Linked DNA regions of Homo sapiens: region 1 is linked to region 2. Evidence: chromatin loops called from intact Hi-C (ENCODE). Cell type or tissue: heart left ventricle. All regions are shown on one strand. Links, peaks and the distances in the headings refer to the core of each region. The heading gives the core; the rest is flanking DNA. Region 1 overlaps LOC105373180 (a long non-coding RNA gene). Region 2 holds the start of LINC03053 (long intergenic non-protein coding RNA 3053).

Region 1 (9,742 bases), core at 1,081-9,080, 72 kb before region 2:
AGTCAGGAGGGGCTGGAGAACATTATTATTCTAGAAAAAAAGAAAGTCATTGGGGGCAGCCATGTGGGGTGCGCTGGGCGCACCGGTAGCTTGGTGTTTCTGCAGCAGAGGGCGAGGAGCATTGAGCCTGGAGAGGTAGCTCAGAGAGGGGATTATAAACCACCGCAAGGAACTTGGCCTTCATCTCCAGACACTGGAAACCCCACAAACGGTTTTCAGGAGGGAATAACAGAGTCCAATGTGCATTTTAAAGAGACCATTCAGGCTGTTCTGCGGAGAGCAAATTTGAATAGCATGGGGCAGGCAGTCGAGAGGCCTGGGAGTGGAGATGGGCTAGGGAGATGCTCCCACTGCGTCAATGACTTCCCCCACCCCCCAGCCCCGGTGGAATCCAATAGGCCAGGAATCTCTGGCCTTCCCCACATAGCCACTGTCAACCTGGGAGTCCTGGGAGAGATTTCATAAAAGGGGTCCCTAGGGGAGAAGGGTGGGGACCCACTGCTAGGGAAGCCTCATCTGTCAGTCTTCCTGGAAGCCAATGACAGCAGGGCCCCTTGGGAATGCAGATGACAAGGCGTCTCCAGGCAGAGCAGGAGGCTGAGAGGTGAGGCAGGAGGGGCCACGATTCTCCATTCCGCCCTTGCCAGCCCAGAAAACAATCACAGGAACCAAGGCGTATTCATTCCCAGCAAGAGTGGGTCACTGGGAAGAGAGAGGCACCCCGATTCCAGATGAAAGTTTTGATCCCCCCAAAAAGAGAAGGCCTGTTCTTCAGGCCCCTACAGCTCAAAGGGAAGGTCCAGGGCTGTCTAGAGCCCTTGGATGTGCATTCCCTGCACCCACCCTCCGTCACCCTACCCTGCCTGCTGGCTCTGTGTGTGCTGGACAGATGGATAATAAGTTCACAAATCAACACATCAAAGCCGACTAAGAAAAGGCAAACCAGGGAAACTGAGGCCTAGCCAACTGCAGCTGAACTCCATGCTGAGAATTGAGGTCTAGGCTCCGGCCCGCAGAGAAGCCATCCCTCTCCCCACGAGCACGGCCCCCTCAGAGCCCCTCGCTCCTTTCTCACTGTTATTCTTTGTTTTCCACAAGGATTCCTCGCGCTGGTTCTGCTAAGGCCCCAGTGCTGGTGTTAGCTCAGGTCTACACTGCAAGCCTAGGAGATTAAAGAACTTTCCCCAAATCCCCCCGCAAATCAGAGTAGCGCCGGTGTAGCCAAGATTCCCAAGCAGAGAGCAGAGAGCAAATCCCATCCAGGCACCAGGGAACCCTCTCTCCGGGTCTCTCAAGGCCTCTGAAAGCCACGGGCTGGCCAGCGAGAGACCTCATTAAAACGGCTCGGTGGCCTGCGTTTGCTGCAAACCCATTAAACAGCCAACATAATCCATTCATACATAAAAATAAGGGAAGGGGAAGGAGCGTGGTCCCACAGGATGTGTGTCTGAGAGAAACCGATTCCATAAAAATCCAAACAGAAACGAAGTTCACGGGGAGGTTTTGGCTGCAGTCGTGTTTTGGCTTCTGGAAATTCCAGCTAGGAAAAGCTTCCCTTTGTGGCCCGTTTGGAAGCACTCAGGCTGGGATTCACAGAAACAAGGGAGAAGTGAGGGGGTACCTGGTTTCTTTGCTAACCACCCTATAGCTAAGGAATTATTCTAGAAACCTGGGGTATTTGTTGAAAAGGGCCAGTTAGGGTCCCGGTGGCAGCTCAGAGGGCTGGAATATGTGGAGAGGGCAAGGTACTAGTTAACATAGACCTACCTCGGCCACCCCAAAGCCAGGCCACTAGGCTGGGTGTCCACAACAGCTGTGGCCATGGAGATGCTCCCAGAGCTTTGGAAAAGGAAGGAAGACTCCAAGATTTAAATAACTCAGGCAGCAGGATCCCTGTTCTTCCCATGGGAAACTATTTCACAGGCCAAGAAACCCCACCATAGGGACCCTTCTCTACAGCCCTCACTGAGGCCAGTACACCATGTGTACTCGAGAACAGATACATGTCATCTTGCAGAAGAGAAGGTTAGGAGCTGTTGGATGATTTTTTTAATAAGCTGGTAAACCAGTATTTTTATTCTCTGTCATCTAAAAAAAAAAAAACACAGAAGAATGCAGCTAGTTTCTTAAATTAGAGATCTGTTGTGTAATTAGTCCATTTTATCTTCTGCGAGTTGTTGCTGTTTTCCCTCTGTGGTTTCCAGAAATGTCATTGGCTGGGCTTAAAAGTAGGGTTTTTTTTTTCTTCCAGAGAAAAATTCTATAAATATTTTCTCCCTTTTAGCATGTTTTAAATTTGAACGACATATTGTAAAGATAGCAAGAGTTATGAAAGCCTCTCTTGGCCGCCAATGAAATGCAGTGGGAAAACTGATTAGAGAGGGAACTTCTACCCACAGAGAACACAGTTGGGCCCTCCCCAGAGGGGTTCAGGAGCCAGAGTACCCCAGCTTCCTCTGCTCACTGGTACTCAGGCTTGGGAACTGGAGAGAAGGGGAGGCCACTCTCAAGGTGGGCAGGCAGGCTATACTTGAGGAAATGGTGTCCCTTGCTGATGGTCAGGATTTCACCCTTAGTGATTCATTTCTTTGGATGGGATTTTAGGCATGAATTTGACATAGTCAGGTATACATTAATGGTTTTCCATGTTAAAATGCATACCCTTTTCTCCAACAAAGGTATACAGGTATACCATATGTGAGTAAAAATCTATGTAAAGGGATCTTCATGACAGGATGATTTGTAACTAAAAATGACCAGAAACAACCTGAGTTAAAATCCATTGATAGGAGACTGGTTAGACAAAGTCTGTTATACCCATAAAAGATGTTATGCTGCCATTAAAGAGAATGCAATAGAACTATAGATATTGGTGCAGAATGTTGGGTGAGATTATACTGTTAAGTGAAAAAACAGGAAATAGGGAATTTTATGGTATGTTTATGATACGCCATCATGTGTCTTTTTAAAAAGGACATATGTGCATAACCTTGTGTTAGAAGTTGGCAGCTGGGATAGCCTTCAAGAAGGAAAGTAGAGCCAGGAGGGGGACTTGCTTTTTACTATACACACTGTTCTCCTGTTGTACTGTCCACTCACAGTGCTATCACTTGCCTTTCTTTAAAATAACACATTTATATATAATCATATACATATAGCCTTGTATATATGCCTCAATTATCTTGGGAGGCATATATAAGAAGTTGGGAGGCCAGGCGAGGAGGCTGACACCTGTAACCCCAGCACTTTGGGAGGCCAAGGCAGGCGGATCACCTGAGGTCAGGAGTTCGAGACCAGCCTGGCCAACATGGTGAAACCCTGCCTCTACTGAAAATACAAAAATTAGCCAGACATGGTGGTGCACGCCTGTGATCCCAGCTACTCAGGAGGCTGAGGCAGGAGAATCGCTTGAACCTGGGAGGCAGAGGTTGCAGTGAGCTGAGATCGTGCCACTGCACTCCAACCTAGGCGACAGAGCAAGACTCTGTCTCAACAACAACAAAAAGAAGTTGGGGGAGGCGGGGCTGGGCACGGTAGCTCATGCCTGTAATCCCAACACTTTCAGAGGCCAGGGCAGGCAGATCACTTGAGGTCAGGAGTTCGAGACCAGTCTGGGCAACATGGGGAAACCCTGTCTCTACTAAAATTACAAAAATTAGCCAGGCGTGGTGGCAGGTGCCTGTAATCCCAGCTACTCGGGAGGGTGAGGCAGGAAAATCGCTTGAACTTGGGAGGCGGAGGTTGCAGTGAGCAGTGATCATGCCGCTGCACTCCAGGCTGGGCAACAGAGCAAGACTCTGTCTCAAAAAAAAAAAAAAAGGAAGTTGGAGGCAACAACATAGAGAAACATCTCTTGATTCCAAGGTATGCCCTTGAAGTAATTTGACATTTGAAAGAGGCTGTTCAGCCGGGTGCAATGGCCCATGCCTGTAATCTCAGCACTTTAGGAGGCTGAAGCAGGAAGATTGCTTGAGGCCAGGAGTTCAAGATCAGCCTGGGCAACATAGCGAGACCTCATCTCTACAAATAAAAAAAAAATCAGCCAGGCGTAGTGGCTTGTGTCTGTGGTCCCAGCTACTCGGTAGGCTAAAGTGGGAGGATCACTTGAGCCGCACCACTGCACTCCAGCCTGAGCAACAGAGTGAGACCCTGTCTCAAAAAAAAAAAAAAAAAAAAAAGAGAGAGAGAGAGAGAAAGGCTGTTCTGGGGATGATTTTAGATGGGTGGGCTGATCCCTCAGAAGGTGGGAGAATAAATTCTATTCTGCATGCCTTTGGATCCACATAGAGAACATGGGTTAATGTTCCCAGCCATATGTTCCCAAAGGCCCCCTGGTATGTCCTATTCTGTGCCCACAAAACCCCATGTCTATTGCTATTGCTGCATGTTAGGAATCGGGTTTCTTTGCCTGTCTCCATCCATGGACAGGATGTTTGTTGCAGTCAGGGATGGGTTTATTCCAGTTTGCAGCCCCAGGACCCAGCTCAGAGCCTGTGGCTTAGAAGTAGGTACTAGCATCAGTTAGATCTGGGCACAGCTATGAGACTTCAGGACTCAGAACCTCACTTTCTTCATCTGTAAAATGTGAAGGGTACTAAATCTTCTTCCTAATGCTGGTTATAAAGATGACATCATATAACAAGTCTGCCCGGCACATGGCGGGGGCTTAGTGATGATAATAGCTTAGTCTAAGATAATATCTCAGTAAATGTTTATTGAACGAATAAATTCCTCCCATGAGGTTGAGGTGGGTTAAAATGCAAATACCTGGCCTGGCACAGTGGCCCCCACCTGTAATCCCAGCACTTTAGGAGGCCGAGGCGGGAGGATCACTTGAGGTCAGGGGTTCGAGACCAGCCTGGGCAACATGGCAAAACGCTGTCTCTACTAAAAACACAAAAAATTAGCTGAATGTGGTGGTGCATGCCTGTAGGCCCAGCTACTTGGGAGGCTGAGGTGGGAGGATCCCTTGAACCCAGGAGGTGGAGGTTGTAGTGAGCCAAGATCGGGCCACTGCACTCCAGCCTGGGTAACAGAGTGAGACCCTGTCTCAAAAAAAAAGCAAATACTCCCGACACTAACACTTTCAGATCCTGTTGCCGGTTAAGAATAAGTTTATCAGATAAGTTCTCCTCCCAGCCCCTGTGGCTGCCTGAGACCACCTTGCACCTGAAGAAAGACGGTGGGCAAACAAGGAAGAGCAAGGAGGAAGTACTTGCCAAGGATGGGAGACAAAGCACCCAGGAAGAGTCACAGCAGCTACATCCCTGAGCACTTGTCATGTGGCTGGCATTGAGCCCAGCTCTATTAAAAAAAAAAAATGACAGCCAGGCATGGTGGCTCACGCCTGTAATCCCGGCACTTTGGGAGGCCAAGGCAGTTGGATCATTTGAGGTCAGGAGTTTGAGACCAACCTGTTCAACATGGTGAGATCCCGTTTCTACTAAAATACAAAAATTAGCTGGGTATGGTAGCAGACACCTGTAATCTCAGCTACTTGGGAGGCTGAGGTGGGAGAATTGCTTGAACCCAGGAGATGGAGGTTGCAGTGAGCCAAGATTGCACCACTGCACTCCAGCCTGGGAGAGAGTGTGAGATTCCCTTTCAAAAAAAAAATAATTTAAAAAAAAACAAAATATGAGATGGTGTCTTGCTATGTTGCCCAGACTGGTCTCAAACTCCCGGGCTCAAGCAATCCTCCTGCCTTGGCCTCTCAAAGTCCTGGGATTACAGGGGCCCGGCCTCAGCTCTTACAAGTGCTATCCAGTTGAAGTCTCCCAGTAACCCTGGAAAGAATCTTTTATTGTCCTCATTTTCCAGACCAGGAGACTGGGGAGCCAGGAAGGAAAATAACTCACAAGATTATGAAGCCAAAATTTGAACCCAGTTCCATCTGACTCCAAAACTCATGCTGTCACCCAGCCTTGCCAGCCTGCCTGCTGGTGGGCCTCCTGGTGGCTCTGTGTAGCCCGGGCCTTGTACATGCCAGTCGCTTAGGTCTGTCACGCCCCAGAGTGTTGGTTTACTGAGAGCCAGGGAAATCTTCGTGCCAAAGGGGCCTGAAAACCTCTCAGTCACAGATGAAAAACAAATCTGCGTATGTCCATTCGGGGCTCGTGCGGCTGGTAGCGGCCAGGCCCTGGGGAGCGCCCCTTCTCTGAGCCATCACCAGGAGGCAGGCAGCCTCTTCCACGGCTCTTTCCCTCCCAGAAGCCTGGAGGCCACTGACTGTGAGGACATCACTAAGCTCTCCGAGAGGAATGGACTCAACTGCAGGGGGTTCAGTGACTCACCTCCAGCCAGGCCCTCCCAGGAAGAACCTGTGGCTGTACAACCCTCCACCCCCCAGTGCCATCTTGCCAAGGTTTTGCCCGGCGTCGTCGACCTGGGGTGCAGAAAGCAGCCGGTGAATGGCAAAAAAGGGGCCTGCAGTCAGCAGGGCCTGCCTGTACCTCCCCACACACAGAGGACCTCGCTCGGGCCACCGGAGAGTGTGCTGGTACTGCCTGGAGGGGCCCAGGCAGCCAAGGAACAGCCTTCTTGGGCGGCCGTGCAGCCTGCCTGAGGGGCCAGGTCTCTCCAGCCTGCCAGAAGCCGGTGGCCCAGCACTGGCAGGAGACTCTCCTGACCTGCCCCAGCAAGCCCACAGGGGAAGGCTCAAGCTGTTAAAGTGGCACTAGCAGAAGGGAAGTAATGGGCACTGGGATTCTTGACAACATTTCCGTTCGGGCTGGTTCCGCGTTTCCCTCAAGCGAAGGTAATGCTGTTTCCAGCATCTGAGCTCCTAGAGGAGAGGGAAACATCCCTGCTCAGTGCCTGGCTGCAGAGGGAGGGGTAAGACACACAGGAGCCTGCTGGAGGGTGAGGGAGGGGAAAGGGGCAGGACAGCCACCTGTGCCCAGGAGAACCATCTGCCTGGTCACTCTTAGCCCAACAAATGGCCAAACAAAGATGAGCTTCTGAGTGACCCCGACAACTGAAAGCGGCCAAGGCTGAAGTCCACGGTGGGAAGCCAGAACTTTGACATCCACTAGCTTACAAGTCAACGTTGCATTCTCTCTCTCTCTCTCTCTCTCTCTCTCTCTCTCTCTCTCTCTGCAGTCAGGAACAGCACTGGAAGCCAACAGGCCAGATGGAGTTAGTCCTGAAGTCAAACTTTCAGAAAGAAAAATGTCTTAGTCTTCAAGGTGAGTGTGCCAGTTGCCTACCAGCAGATCAGTTGGTCATAGTGGACCCCAGACTGCACAGGCTTTGGAAACAGTCTGCTGTTTAGAGAGTAGTCTAGGTTCACTTTGGAGGGCTTCTGGAGACCTGCTTCCGTGTCCTCTTTGTCCCCCACCCCACCCCACCACCTCTGCCAGGCCTGCCCCTTAGCAAACTCAACCCTTAAGCATTGAAGCATACTAGGGCTCCTTGGTTCTTAAGGTAACTTGAGATCCCTCAGGTGTGGCATTTAAAAGCAAAGGTTCTAGATTTGGACAAATTTAGGTTTGAATCCCAGTTCTGCCTCCTACTAGCCGTGGACTTTGGGTAAGCTATTTGAGCTCTCTGGGTTTCACTTTCCTTATCTGAAAAATGAAACTAATAGTAATACTTATGCAGGGTGGCATTGTAAAGTTTAAAGAACAGAAGTGAAGTGTTCAGGGTTTAGCCCAGCACCCAGCACACAGTAGACACTCAACAAATGTTGGTACCTCCAGCACCCCAGAATTCTAGCCTGGGACAATCCAGGGCAGGCTGGCTGAAGCTCAAAGCAGCAAGACGGCCGCCAAAATGTAATCTACTCACTGGCTGATTCTCCAAAATACCCTCCCAGTCTATGCATCCTGGGCTCTGTCCCTAAGAGGAAGCCAGACCTTTCTGCTCACCAACTCGTCCCCCTGCACCTTCCTGATTGAAGCCACATTCCACGTCATGCCTGTACATCTTCCCCTCGCCCTTCAGACCCAGGTAGGGGCGCTCCCTGAGCCCCCAGCGGGGGGTGGGGCGGGCACCCATTGGCAGAGAGCAGAGACGCTGGGCTCCTGACCTCAGCACACATAGGTGATGCTCCAAGGGGGCTGCGCTCAGACACATCTTAAGGGGAAACCACAAGACTGAGCCATTGTGCTTATTGGCGCCATAAATCACCAACGGTTCCTATCTTGCTGCACCTCCCTGCCCCCGCTCCCTTCCAGCTAAGCTGTCCCAGGGCCCGCCCCCCCACCACCTCCCGACACCACCACCAGGGCCTGCATGACTCCCCAAGTCGGGGGCCAGAGCCACCCGCTCACTTACAAGCAGGATGAGTTCCGCGGAGTTTATTTGTTCTCCTTCTTTTTCAAAAATCTGAACTGCCTTTGTTCCTGAACAATAAGGAGTGTGCAGCTATGGAAGGTGAGGGGCCACGGGTGGATTGGGGTGGGGTGAGAACAAGGGCTTGGGGGGTCGAGGGCAGGCCTAGAGAGCTTGGATGCTCGGCAAGCCCAGGGCCAGCGCTCCCCTGAACTCTGGCCCCTGGCCAGCCCTCCTCAAAGCTGAGATGACTTCCTGGCTTCTGTATCCAGAACACATTCTCTATTACTCTGTCCACAGCCCTTTTTTCAAAATGGTCACAGGGTTCAACTCAGCCTAACTGGACACAGGCCTGGTCCCTGCAGCATCGAAGAAGCCAGGGGTAGCATCTTTGGCCAAGTCACCCACTGACCCCCACGGCCTGGCAACTTTTGTGCTTCCCACCTGCATGTCACCTCTGGGGGTCCCTTCCCTCCAAGAACGTTGCCATCAGGTGGTCTTTCTGATTTCCTCTGCTTCAGCAAAGGCCTTATTTTTTACTCAAGAGCCTGGCTTCCTGATCTGCACAAAAGAGACTCTCCAGATGTGTCCTGGAAAATCCCCCAAAAGTAGGGGGAAAGGTCCCAGTCAAAGCCAAAGCAAGGAAGAGGAAAAAGAGGAAGGAGGAAACTGTCATGGGATAAGATTTTGTCACATATCTGTAATTAAAGGTCCTCTTATATGTGCATACACAAACACACGCACGTATACGCATAACACGGTTAACAAATATTAAGATCTTAACAGTGGCCTTCTCTAGGAAAGATGGGATTATGGGTGACTTTGATTCGCCTCTATCCTAGCTCTCCTCTTACTAGCTGTGTGATTTAGAGCAGGTTAGCTAGCCTCTCAGTTACTCAGTTTCTTCACCTGTAAAATGGGGCCATCATTCTTCTCAGTGTACTATATTGTGAAGATTAAATGAGATTATACATATCAAGATCTCAGAACAGTGCCAGGCACACGTAGTAGAGGTTGAGCATTCTTAATCTGAAAACCAAAAATCTGAAATGCTCCAAAGTCCAAAACTTTTTGAATGCCAACATGACACCACAAGTAGGAAATTCTACACCTGACCCCATGTGATGGGTCGCAGTCAAAAGACCATCAAAACTTTGTTTTGTGAACAAAATTATTAATAATATTGTATAAAATTACCTTCAGGCTACACATGTAAGATGTATATGAAACATTAATAAATTTTGTGTTTAGACTTGGGCCCCAACCCCAAGATATGTCATCATGCATATGCATATATTCCAAAATAAAAAAAAATCCAAAATCCAAAACACTTCTGGTCCCAGGATTTAGGATAAGGAATATGCAACTTGTAACAGAATCAACAAATACAACAACTATAATTATTTCTCCCTGTCTCCTTAGCCTTTTGCAAAGGGTATGCATTGCTTTGTAAATTTTTTTAAGCGTT
Region 2 (9,742 bases), core at 654-8,653:
AAAAATACAAAAAATTAGCCGGGCGTGGTGGTAGGCGCCTGTAATCCCAGCTACTCAGGAGGCTGAGGCAGGAGAATCACTTGAACCAGGGAGGCAGAGGTTGCAATGAGCCAAGATCACGCCATTGCACTCCAGCCTGGGCAACAAGAGTGAAAGTCCATCTCAAAAAAAAAAAAAGAAAAGAAAAGAAAAGAAAAGAAAAGAAAGAAAGAAAGAAAGAAAGAAAGAAAGAAAGAAAGAAAGAAAGAAAGAAAGAAAGAAAGAAAGAAATAGCAAGTTCTGAAATTGTCTCTCTGGGACCCACTTGGGGTCCACACCCACCTCTGAACCAACTGTTGTGGCCCAGGGTGGGGTGAGGGAGCAGGTTCAAATGCTCTATTCATCCCTCTTCTACAGCCAGGAGATGGAGTTGGTCCCCTCCCCACAAAGCACAGGGACTGAGAGTCACAGAGCAGTGGCTCCCCCAAAGTGTGGGTTCTGAATCTAGAAGGGGGGCCAAATGTTAAACAAGCAAAGCCAAGGCTGTCTACCACAGAGGAGTTGCCAAAAAAGCCATAAGTACCAAAACCTCCCCAGTCCATCAAAAGCTGCCATTCGCCTCTACCCAGCTACATCCAGTTTTGGGGATTAGAACCCTAGCTACATCTGGCCTTATCAAAGAGAATACCAGAATGTCTAAGCTGAAAAGACCCTTGCAAATCATCGCCCTCCGCACCCCTCAGCTCACCAGGGTGCAGAGAGGGGAGGAGGCCTGCCTAAGTGTGCAGGAATAGCTCAGCTGCAGAACAGGACAAGAACAGACCTACAAAATTGCAGCCAAGCGTTCTTTAACTTCCTCCTGCAGCCTCCTAGGGAATGGTGCATAAAGGACTAAACAAAACCCCAGAGAATGTCACCAGAAATGGGAACAGGTTCTGGCCAGCCTACTGTGATAGCTCAGTGAAGAATTTCTTTGGGGAAAACAAAATCCTCTTGGACTGAAGGAGGCCGGGGCTGCACAAAAGGCTGGGATGTCCGGGGCCCTTCCGGCCTGGATCAGGAACAGTGTGGCTAGGGACCTAGCATTTTTCTACGACAGGCTGATCTGGGTGGAGGAGGTCCAGAGCTGAAAGACCCCCTCATGGACATCATAAAACATACACCAATGAGAAAGAGCTGGCTGAAGCAGCTCAGAAAACCACACACCTTCTTCCTGAGAACAGCAGTCCTGGTATCTGATCAGTAGTACCTCAAAGGCCTACCACTCTGACCTGCTCCCTGCAATGACATCTGCTTCCCACCTGCCCCCAGGGAGGCCACACGTCCCCTTCATGTTTTCACCAAGAGGGAAAAGATGGTCTCTCACCTGGCTTCCCTTTGATCTTTCCCTTCCTGGCCAACATCCAGGCCTGGCAGTAGCATTTCTCAGAAACCTGGGGACAAGTTTATCTGAGCACCAGATCCATGTCAGGGGGGATGTTTTCACGGAGATGTGTTGCAATGTTCTTTATTACATGCTTTTTCTCTCCTTGCCTTTTTTTAACAAGACTCCAGTGGGAACACCAAATGGCCTCAGACCCTAAGGAATTTGAAAGGATTATCATGATTACTTAAGCAGGGGTTTTCTGAAACTCCCAGCCAAGTGGGAAAGAGAATGAAACTTCTAAAGTTATATCCCTTCAGCGATTGGTTAGATAAGTGTGGGGCCTGAGCAAACAGACAAACCAGGAGCAGCATTTCTCCAATTAACTCTTTCAAGGCCTAGAAAACACACACTGGAAGCCTTTGAAAGTCCCTCGGGGCACTGGTACTCTATAATTTACCAAGACAAGCCTTCATTCCTTAAATAAAAGTTCATGAACCGATCCTTTCTTCATCTGTTTTTATGCCTGCCCGATCCCCCAAAGCGCTACAACTCCATCCATCCCAAGCCATCTCATTCTTCCAAGCAGAAAGCAGTCCCTGAGGGAGGAAGGCAGCTGCTGCAGGGCTGGCCAGAGACTGTCCAAGAAGTCTCAGATCTCGTGGCCATGAGAGGAATCCCATCTGCAAGTCACCCTAGTAGCGGAACCAGATGGAAGGCCTGGCCTGGTGGCAATTCTGGTCTGGCCTCCCAAGATGGCATCACAGGCCTCCCCTGGGTCTGAGAAGCACCTGTGAGAAAGCCTCAAGGCACATACAGCGACAGGAGCCTTTGCTGCAGAAAGAAAACTGCAGGAGACAAATCTCCCTAGTTCCAGAGATATCATCCCGGATCAACATGACAAAGGTGGAGGTGGTTGCTGGCTTGTGCCCAGGCACGCAGGCATAGATAGGGCAGGGAGCCCCAATGTCAGAGCATAAGAGCAGGGAATCTCTGCTTTCAAATTCCCATCGAGTTTGCAAAAAAGGAAGAAAATATCCCACAAAAAGTGACGCAAATTTGTGTAAACCCAAGGATTCAGGATCCAGAGTCCTGGCCTGTCTGTATCTGGGGGAACCCAGGTTAGCTCACGGGACAGGTTTTATCTTAATGAGGGCAGACCCAACCCCTGCAGCTTGGGTTTGGGCAACTAAAGAGAAATGGGTAAAAGACAATAATATAATAACTGTATAAAAAGAGGTGCTTTTGAATTCTGGAAACAACCCCTACAAAGTACGAAGGGCATCAAGACAGGTTGGAGCAATAACTTTTCCAAGAATTGACGACCCCCCCACCCCGAGTCTTGCCAATCCTGGACCCAGGAAAGAGGATGGGGCGGGAGGGGTCTTAATCTGCCGCTCTACAGGCTTCCTGCATAGGCAACCACCCAAAGTCAGTCCCAGCCCGCGCGCAGGGCTCCCTCCTACCCTACAACAGCCCCGAGGGGCCTCAAGTCCCACTGCCTGGAACCCCACAAGCCACCCCCGCCCCCGCGCCATTTCCAGTCCTCTGGGCGAGGGGGGTCAATGTCGTTCAAGTAATTTCTCTGCGAACACAAGATGGCAGCCTTAAATAAATGCAACCCTGCGCAGCTTTTAATCTTACACATCATTAAATTCCTAATTTACACATTATGTTTTCGTGGGCCAACCCATAACTCATTAGTGTTGAACTCACGAGGTATAAAGACCAACGCACGACGGGCGCCGGGGCGCCGTCACCTGCCTGGGTTAACAGTTCCTGCCGCGGGGGCAGGGAGAAAGGCGCTAGAGGGGCGCGGGGTGCCGGCGGGGCCGAGCCCGGGGCGCGGGCGAGCCCTGGGTGCCAGGCCCTGCGCCGCACGCCACTCTCGCAGCGCTGCCGCCGGGAAAGTGCCGGCGCTGGCTCTCCCTCCCCTCCCGGGAATAGCGGGCGCAGGCACGCACATCCACACACATCCACACACACACACACACCGCACACTCACACACCCGGGTGGCCGCGCGGGGCTCCGAGCCGCGCAGGCCTCCTTGGCAGACATCTTCCTGTGGGAGGATTTCAAACGAGCCGTGAAAGCCAGAAACTACACGGGTTACAAACTCCGGAATCCCTGGCCGGCCTCGGCCTCCCTCCCCACCTCCGGCCCGGCCCCCTCCGTTCGGCCCGTGGCCAGGAGCCCCACCAAAGGACAAAGCTCACACGCCGAAAGCGCGGGGAGATCCGGGGGCGCAGAGACTGCCCCGACGGCCCTTCTACCTTCTGACCCTGGGACCCACGGCCAAGTGCCGCGCAGCCGAGGTCGGCCTTGCTGATCTGTGGTGGCCCAGGGCGACCCGAAGCGCACCGGCTTCAGGGTGCGCCCTGGCCAGGGCGTGGGGTGGAGGGTCACATAAGCCACCTGGCATCCGAGGGTGGCCGCCTCGCCCCCTCAACGCCGCTCTCCAGGGAAGGAGGCGGCGGGGTCACCAGGGCGCAGCTGACAGCCCCAGGCCCCGGCCAGGGCGCACCCTAAAGAAGAGGGAGGCTGCTGCCTGAACTGGCCTGGGGGCAGAGGGAAGTGGGCCCCGCGCTGTGGAAGGCCCCAGGCTGGAGCGCCGGGGACAGCTGTCCAAGCGGCGAGGGCTAGGAGTGGCCTCGCCTAGCGCTGAGCCGGCCAGGCCCTGGAGGTGCTCCGCGCCTTCTCGGCCAAAAGCCAGCTCCGCGCCGCTGGCGGAGTGGGAGGGAGGCGGCCAGGCGAGCGCCCCGCCTTCGTCGCCCGCGGTCACAGGGGCAATTACACTCCTCGCTGCAGACGGTTACCAGCTCGCCCGCGCATCCCTCTCTCGGCTCCCCTCTCCTCCCCTCTCCTCTCCTCCCCTCCCCTCCTCCGCGGAACTGCTGGCTCCATATTAGCGAGGGTGCCCTGGCAGCGCGACCGAGGCCAACTACCCCTGGGGACCCTCCCGAGGCTCCCCGCACCCTGCACACCCTCAAGATCGCCAAGGCGAGCCCACCGCACCCCACAGCGCGTCCCAAGGGCACCACAGCCGAGGAAGCGACTTTTGCGGTAGCGAAAGGGTGGCAGTACCCAGCTCCACGCGCTGCAAGACTCTAGCAGCCGCGCTTCACCCCAAAACTCTGCCCCTAGCCAGCACAGCTCCCCTAGCGCCCCAAATCCCAGGTGTGCCTGTTTCCCTGGAGTCCCGCCGGCGTGCTTTGCTATTCGCAGCTCGACGCCTAGACCTCCTGACTGCAACCTCCGAGGCCTTTGCGCTCCCAGGCGTCCTTTGCTGCAAGCAAACAGGCCCCCAACCGCCCCCTATGGTTTGTACTCTTCTGGAAGGTGTCTTTGGCGCTGTGAATGCAAACTCAGGCTTTGGATTAAGGGCTTCATTTTCAACTAACTGTGTGATTTGAGGCCAGTTTCTTAACCTCAGTTTCTTTATCTACAAAATGGGAGGGATATTCGTATAAGTGTGGCTACGAGGTTTAAAGAAGATATAGTTATATGTCAAATGCTTAGCACAAAGTCCTGGTGGTTAGCATTATTATTACCATATGGCCAGAACTGTGAGGACATTAAAAGTGAAGTAGGCTTTTTCCCACCAGGGGTAAGCCTCGCGGAGTCCTAGGACACATCCCACAAACCGAGGTGAACCTAAGCCACCGGCTACGTCTGAAGGGAGGACAGACGAGACGAGGGGCAGCCAACTGAGCGAATCACTCTGCCTTCCGCCTTTGCAAATGAATAGGGCTCTGTCTACAGCTTCCGCCATTCCTACGCCAGATCTGCAACGCCTAAGGCTTAAACTTGGCGCGGCGGTAAATTTAGCCCGAAGGCAGCGGCTCCTAAGGGGCGGGGATGTCTCCTTGGAAGAAGGAAAGGGAACAGGGTAAGAAAATGGAGTTGCCTCTAGGAAGAAGAATCAGGCAGAGGAAACATTCAGGGCCGCTGGCGGACCACTGACAAAAAGAAATCGGACGCAAAAGAAACCTCCCCAGAAGAAACTGGGCCACCGTGGGAGCCGTGCGAGACAGACTTCCCATCTGGGAAGGGCTGCCTACGGGTAATTGGGTTTGCTCGAGTTGCCTCTATAATTAATAAGTGATTTGACTTGGAGATTGGAAATAGTCATGAAAGGAAGCCGCGGGCGTAGGGGTGTGAGGCCCAGGAGCCTCCATCCGAAATCCAAAGACCGCGGAGGAGGACGGTTTAAGGAACAGGACGAATGTGATAATATTGGCATCTAACCTTCTAGTGTTTGAGTAATTCGTTGCTTAGCTACTTTGGATAGGCCATTATTTTGCAAACTGGAAACATTTGCAAGTGGTGATATTTTGCTCTTGCCTGACGCAGGGGCTGCAAACCTACGCCGGCTCTGCTGAACTCTTCGAAATATATATGCATAAATTGTTCCTAATGAGACCATCTGTTTTTTATGGCCCCTCTGGAAGCAGGAGGAACCCGAAGCCTGCTCCGTCTTGCAGAAATCTGTGGCCAGGCAGGCCTGGGAAATAAATAGGGGAGATTAGAACGGTGTGCGTGATTTAACAATACGCAGAACGGCAAGTTCGGTGGTCGAGATGTGTGCCTCGATTCCCAGGGGTGCGGGTCATTTAGGGTGACTCCAGACATGGGGGTTCCTCCTAGGAGGCCCAGGGACTTTGCGGAGTTCCACGGCACACACGAACCTCGTTTTTCCATATCTGGAACATCGCCAGAGCCACAACGCGAAACCACGAGCCTGTAGCTGCTCTGGGGACCCAAAACAAGCACCCAGGTTGTAGGTGGTCCCCGACGTCGCCCACTATCTAGGGCCTCCTTCTACGGTGGTGAAGGGAGCTGAACCTGGGCCACAGAGGCAGAGAACGAGCATCACTCCACCCCATACCCGGGTCAGAGCACAGAGCTCATTCCGGGCCTATCCCAAAGACTGAGCTGCTCCGCGAGCGTCTGGCAGGCCCAGCGCCCCGGCCTGAGACCGCACTGAGGGTGGCAGGGCAAACACTTTTCACATTACCGCGTGGCTGTTAATTGGGGCAGTGCAAAAGACGCCGCGACTACCCCTTTGCGGCGGCGGGGGAGGGGGGAGCGGGTCAGGAGTGGGCAGTGGGGGCTGCTTATAATAGAAGGACTGCCCTGGGGAGCCTCAGATATCGGTAACCCCCATGATTAATTCATAACTCTCCACTGCGCCTGGCACCGTCTCGGGTCTTTAATCGGTTCTGAATGTCAGCGAGGCTTCCCCGACAGCCTGAGCACTGCTTTTTCAATGTGTTGAAAGTCGCTGCGCGCACACCAGGAGACAAAGTTGCCATCTGCTCCGGGGACCAAGGCAACTGGGCGCTGGGAGGGGCCTTCCTCCCGCGGCTCCCGCTGCCCCGGGCGGCCTCCTCTTCCCGGCCTGCCCCAAAGCCAACACTGTCACCCGGAACGTCCCCGCCCCCCGCCCCGGGTGCATGCATGGTGGAAACTCCGGCTTGCAGCGAAACAGAGCGCTGCGCGCGGGCGCGCAGGGAGCCTCGCGGTCACCCAGACCGAGACCTATGCTAATGAGATTATAGGCCCGGGTTGTTTGTGTGCGCGGACGTCAAAGGGGGGGCGCAGATAAAGTGTGGAAACCGGGATGACTTGGAGGGGGGAGGGGCAGGAAGCCCCAGGAGAACAAAGCTCCTGGCCGTCGGCCTCCAAAGAGTCGCAGAAGTGACCGCCACTGGCTCGTGCACAGGCGGAAGCGGGGGAGGGCGGGGGACGCCAGGCCTAAAGCGCCTCGTGGGTTTAGAGAACTCAGAGAGGGCACCGGGTGGGGGTGGGAAGAAGACTCAACCCGTAGCTAAATGTTTGGCCTTTGGCTATTTTTTAAGGAAACGAATCTCAGGGAGGTCGGGGCGCGGGGGATGGGGGCATCATCGCGCCTCGGAGATGGGAAGCGAGTTCCCCTCCGCTTTCTGGGAAAAGCCTTGTCTCCCTTCTTTCCCCTCCCCCCATCCTGCTGAGGGTTTGCGTTGACCCATCTCTCCGCTCGGGACCGGCAGGAGGACGGAGCCGCAGGGGCTGACCGCGGCCCAGAGGCTGCCCAGGGGTCGCGCTGCTGCCGGCCTGCGCTTCCGCACTCCCGGGTTCGGTGCGTCGCCTCTCGCGGCAGCGCCTCGCTTCTTCCAGACTGTAATTCCACACTCCCGCAAGCGCTGGGGCTGCGGAATCGTTTGAGGGAGTTGGAACTGCATCAGATGAGCACGCCGGGAGGTGAGATCGGGTAGGAAATAGCCGAAACTTTGAGTTGTGCGCCACCCCACCGCCCCCAACACACACACACAGGCACACACACACACACACACACACACACACACACATTTACCCTCCCCCTTCCCAGCCGCAACCTCCGCCACCCTCTCGATTCTTCAAGGTTTGCAGCCCAGTCCTGTCATATGGTTTTGTTTCTGTGCTGCTGTTTTTTTTCAGACACGAAAATTGGACACGTGGAGAATTAGCCCTGCTGGAGAAGCGCTGGGTGCAGACTCAAACAATGGTTTCCAGCGCCGAAGCTGAGGCATCACCTTCCCCACCTCCACCCTCAAATGGCAGCTGCCTCTATATACAGCGGGCACACCCCTTCACTACCCACCCCCTCCCCCAAAGCCTGGTTAGGGACCTATGTGGGCTGCACGCTCTGGAGCCCCTTGCCCGGACACAAACCCTAGGTGGGCCTGGGCTGCCCGCTGAGTAGCTCATTGCGCCTGGGATCCCCTGGGATTTAGAAGTATAGGGCTCTCTATTTTTCCCTAGGAAGGTCCTGTCTCAAAGATGCCACCCCCAAAAATTAATGTGTAAAAACCCAACCAAGCTCCAGTCTCTGTGTCCTTTGGCAAATCTATCTTTCCTAGGGCATACTTTCCTAAGCTGCTGGGACCTTGCCCCCCATCTGATGAGCCATACGCAGGTGGTCTGGCCTCTTCAGAGCAGCTTCCTTTAGTTATTGTCTTCTCCAGAGGCCCCATCCTCCACGGCAGCCCTAATCTTAGCCCCCCAGCCTCTCTGAGCCCCCATCCCACCCCCACACTGCGCTGAGCTGGCAGCAGCCACAGCTCCCCCAGGCAGTTCCTCTCTCACTGCGCGGCCTGTGCATCTCGCTGGGGCACACACTCCGCACAGAAGCTCCCTCGCCTCCTGGAGCTGGTTTCCTCTTACAGGCTCCCCTTAGAGCTGCTGGTGCTGTGACAACGCCTGCATCTCTGTGTCTCCCTGCAGCGCTGCGAGCTGTGAATCTGCCTTCTCTTCCCTTCCTGCAAAGGTCAAGCTGCCTCCTTCTCTCGCAGGGCCGCAGTTCAGTTCTGGCCTGCAGAGCTTCTACACTGCAACTTGAATATGGGAATGGGGTGGGCATCGTGCAAGGGAGCAGTCACACTCAAGCCAGGAGGCAGGGACAAAAGGGTGTGCGATTCAGGGAGGGAAACACTGAGGACAACCCTCAGAAAGCAGTGCAGGATTTGCAGCTAAAGACTCAAAAGAGGGAGAGAAAACGAGGAAAAGGCTGTTACTAGGTCGTGAGTCCTGAAGTGTAGGCCTTTCTCCTCCCACCCCGTGGGTTGCCCTAGGGGAAGGCCAGAAGAGGCCTCAGGTGTCTGCACTGTGTCCTGTGCAGTTCCTAGGGCCATGCACTTCCGGTGAGGCTGCACTTTACTCCAAGCAGGAGTCAGAAGCATGGAATTCAGTGGCCGCAGGAGCTCAAGTCGGCTGCAGCCCTTTCAAAGAGGGACCCCGAAGAGGCCTTTCTGCCACCCCAGCCCCAGAGAGGCTATGAGGCTCTACAAGCAGCAGAGAGAATGATACGGAGAAAAATGAGAGGAAACGCTATTAAACTTGCTTCCTCTAAAGAGCGCTACCCACCGTTTTCTCTGAACTGTACCTAAAAAGTCAGGAGAGAACTCGTTAACTTTTGTTTGGTTTAACATTGCCAGCTTCAAGTCAACCGTAGGCCCCCCGAAGGTTTTGTAAAATATTTAATCTAGCTCAGACAATTTCCTGCAGTCCCTAACCAGACCACCCCACTTACTGAGCCGCTGCCAAAAAGGATGCTTGACTGCAGACTGGCAACCAGAGGCCTTCCAGTCGCCTGGCTGGCCTTGACCTCCACTCGAGGCGCCAGGAAAGACCCTTCCCGGAATCCCGAGAGACCAAGACCTGGGTAATCCTGGAGGTCTAAACCCGTGAGGAAGCCCAAGAAATGGAGTTAAAGACCCTTTTCGCACAACCGATTGTTGTCTGTGTGACCTTCTGCGGCCCTTGCCCTCTCTGAACCCTCTAAAATGGGCATGAGGATGTCTCACCTTCCTCTGGGTGTTATGCATTTTGAAGCGTGGGCACTATGGGAGAGGCTGACGCTCTGTGTTCCCCAGCGCCCT

Evidence for each region. A loop is a pair of places that touch in the nucleus more often than their neighbours do. Peaks named below come from ENCODE experiments on the same cell type or tissue, not always from the same donor. Only the 100,000 strongest peaks of a DNase experiment are listed, where the experiment ranks them.
Region 1: a loop joins it to region 2, with 2.4 times the contacts of the local background. A loop is called at or near these places in 3 of 110 quality-filtered maps.

What each region holds. Positions count from the first base shown.
Region 1 is chrX:39,929,493-39,939,234 of GRCh38, forward strand. It overlaps LOC105373180 (a long non-coding RNA gene), which reads left to right. Exons shown (of 5, transcript XR_949028.3): 2 at 7,102-7,187; 3 at 7,817-7,950; 4 at 8,358-8,376; 5 at 8,575-9,602. Among named protein-coding and RNA genes, the nearest start is that of LINC03053, 75 kb to the right of the region's middle. RefSeq lists enhancers at 1-222, 7,467-7,696. In heart left ventricle, for the core only: no CTCF peak of the experiment used is centred there; no DNase peak of the experiment used is centred there; H3K27ac peaks cover 1,408 bases.
Region 2 is chrX:40,002,216-40,011,957 of GRCh38, forward strand. It overlaps LINC03053 (long intergenic non-protein coding RNA 3053), which reads left to right and starts at 7,035. Exons shown (of 2, transcript XR_007068218.1): 1 at 7,035-7,586; 2 at 7,803-9,742. RefSeq lists enhancers at 1,983-2,505, 4,019-4,955, 6,175-6,802. In heart left ventricle, for the core only: no CTCF peak of the experiment used is centred there; DNase peaks (open chromatin) are centred at 4,056 and 6,956; H3K4me3 peaks cover 1,762 bases.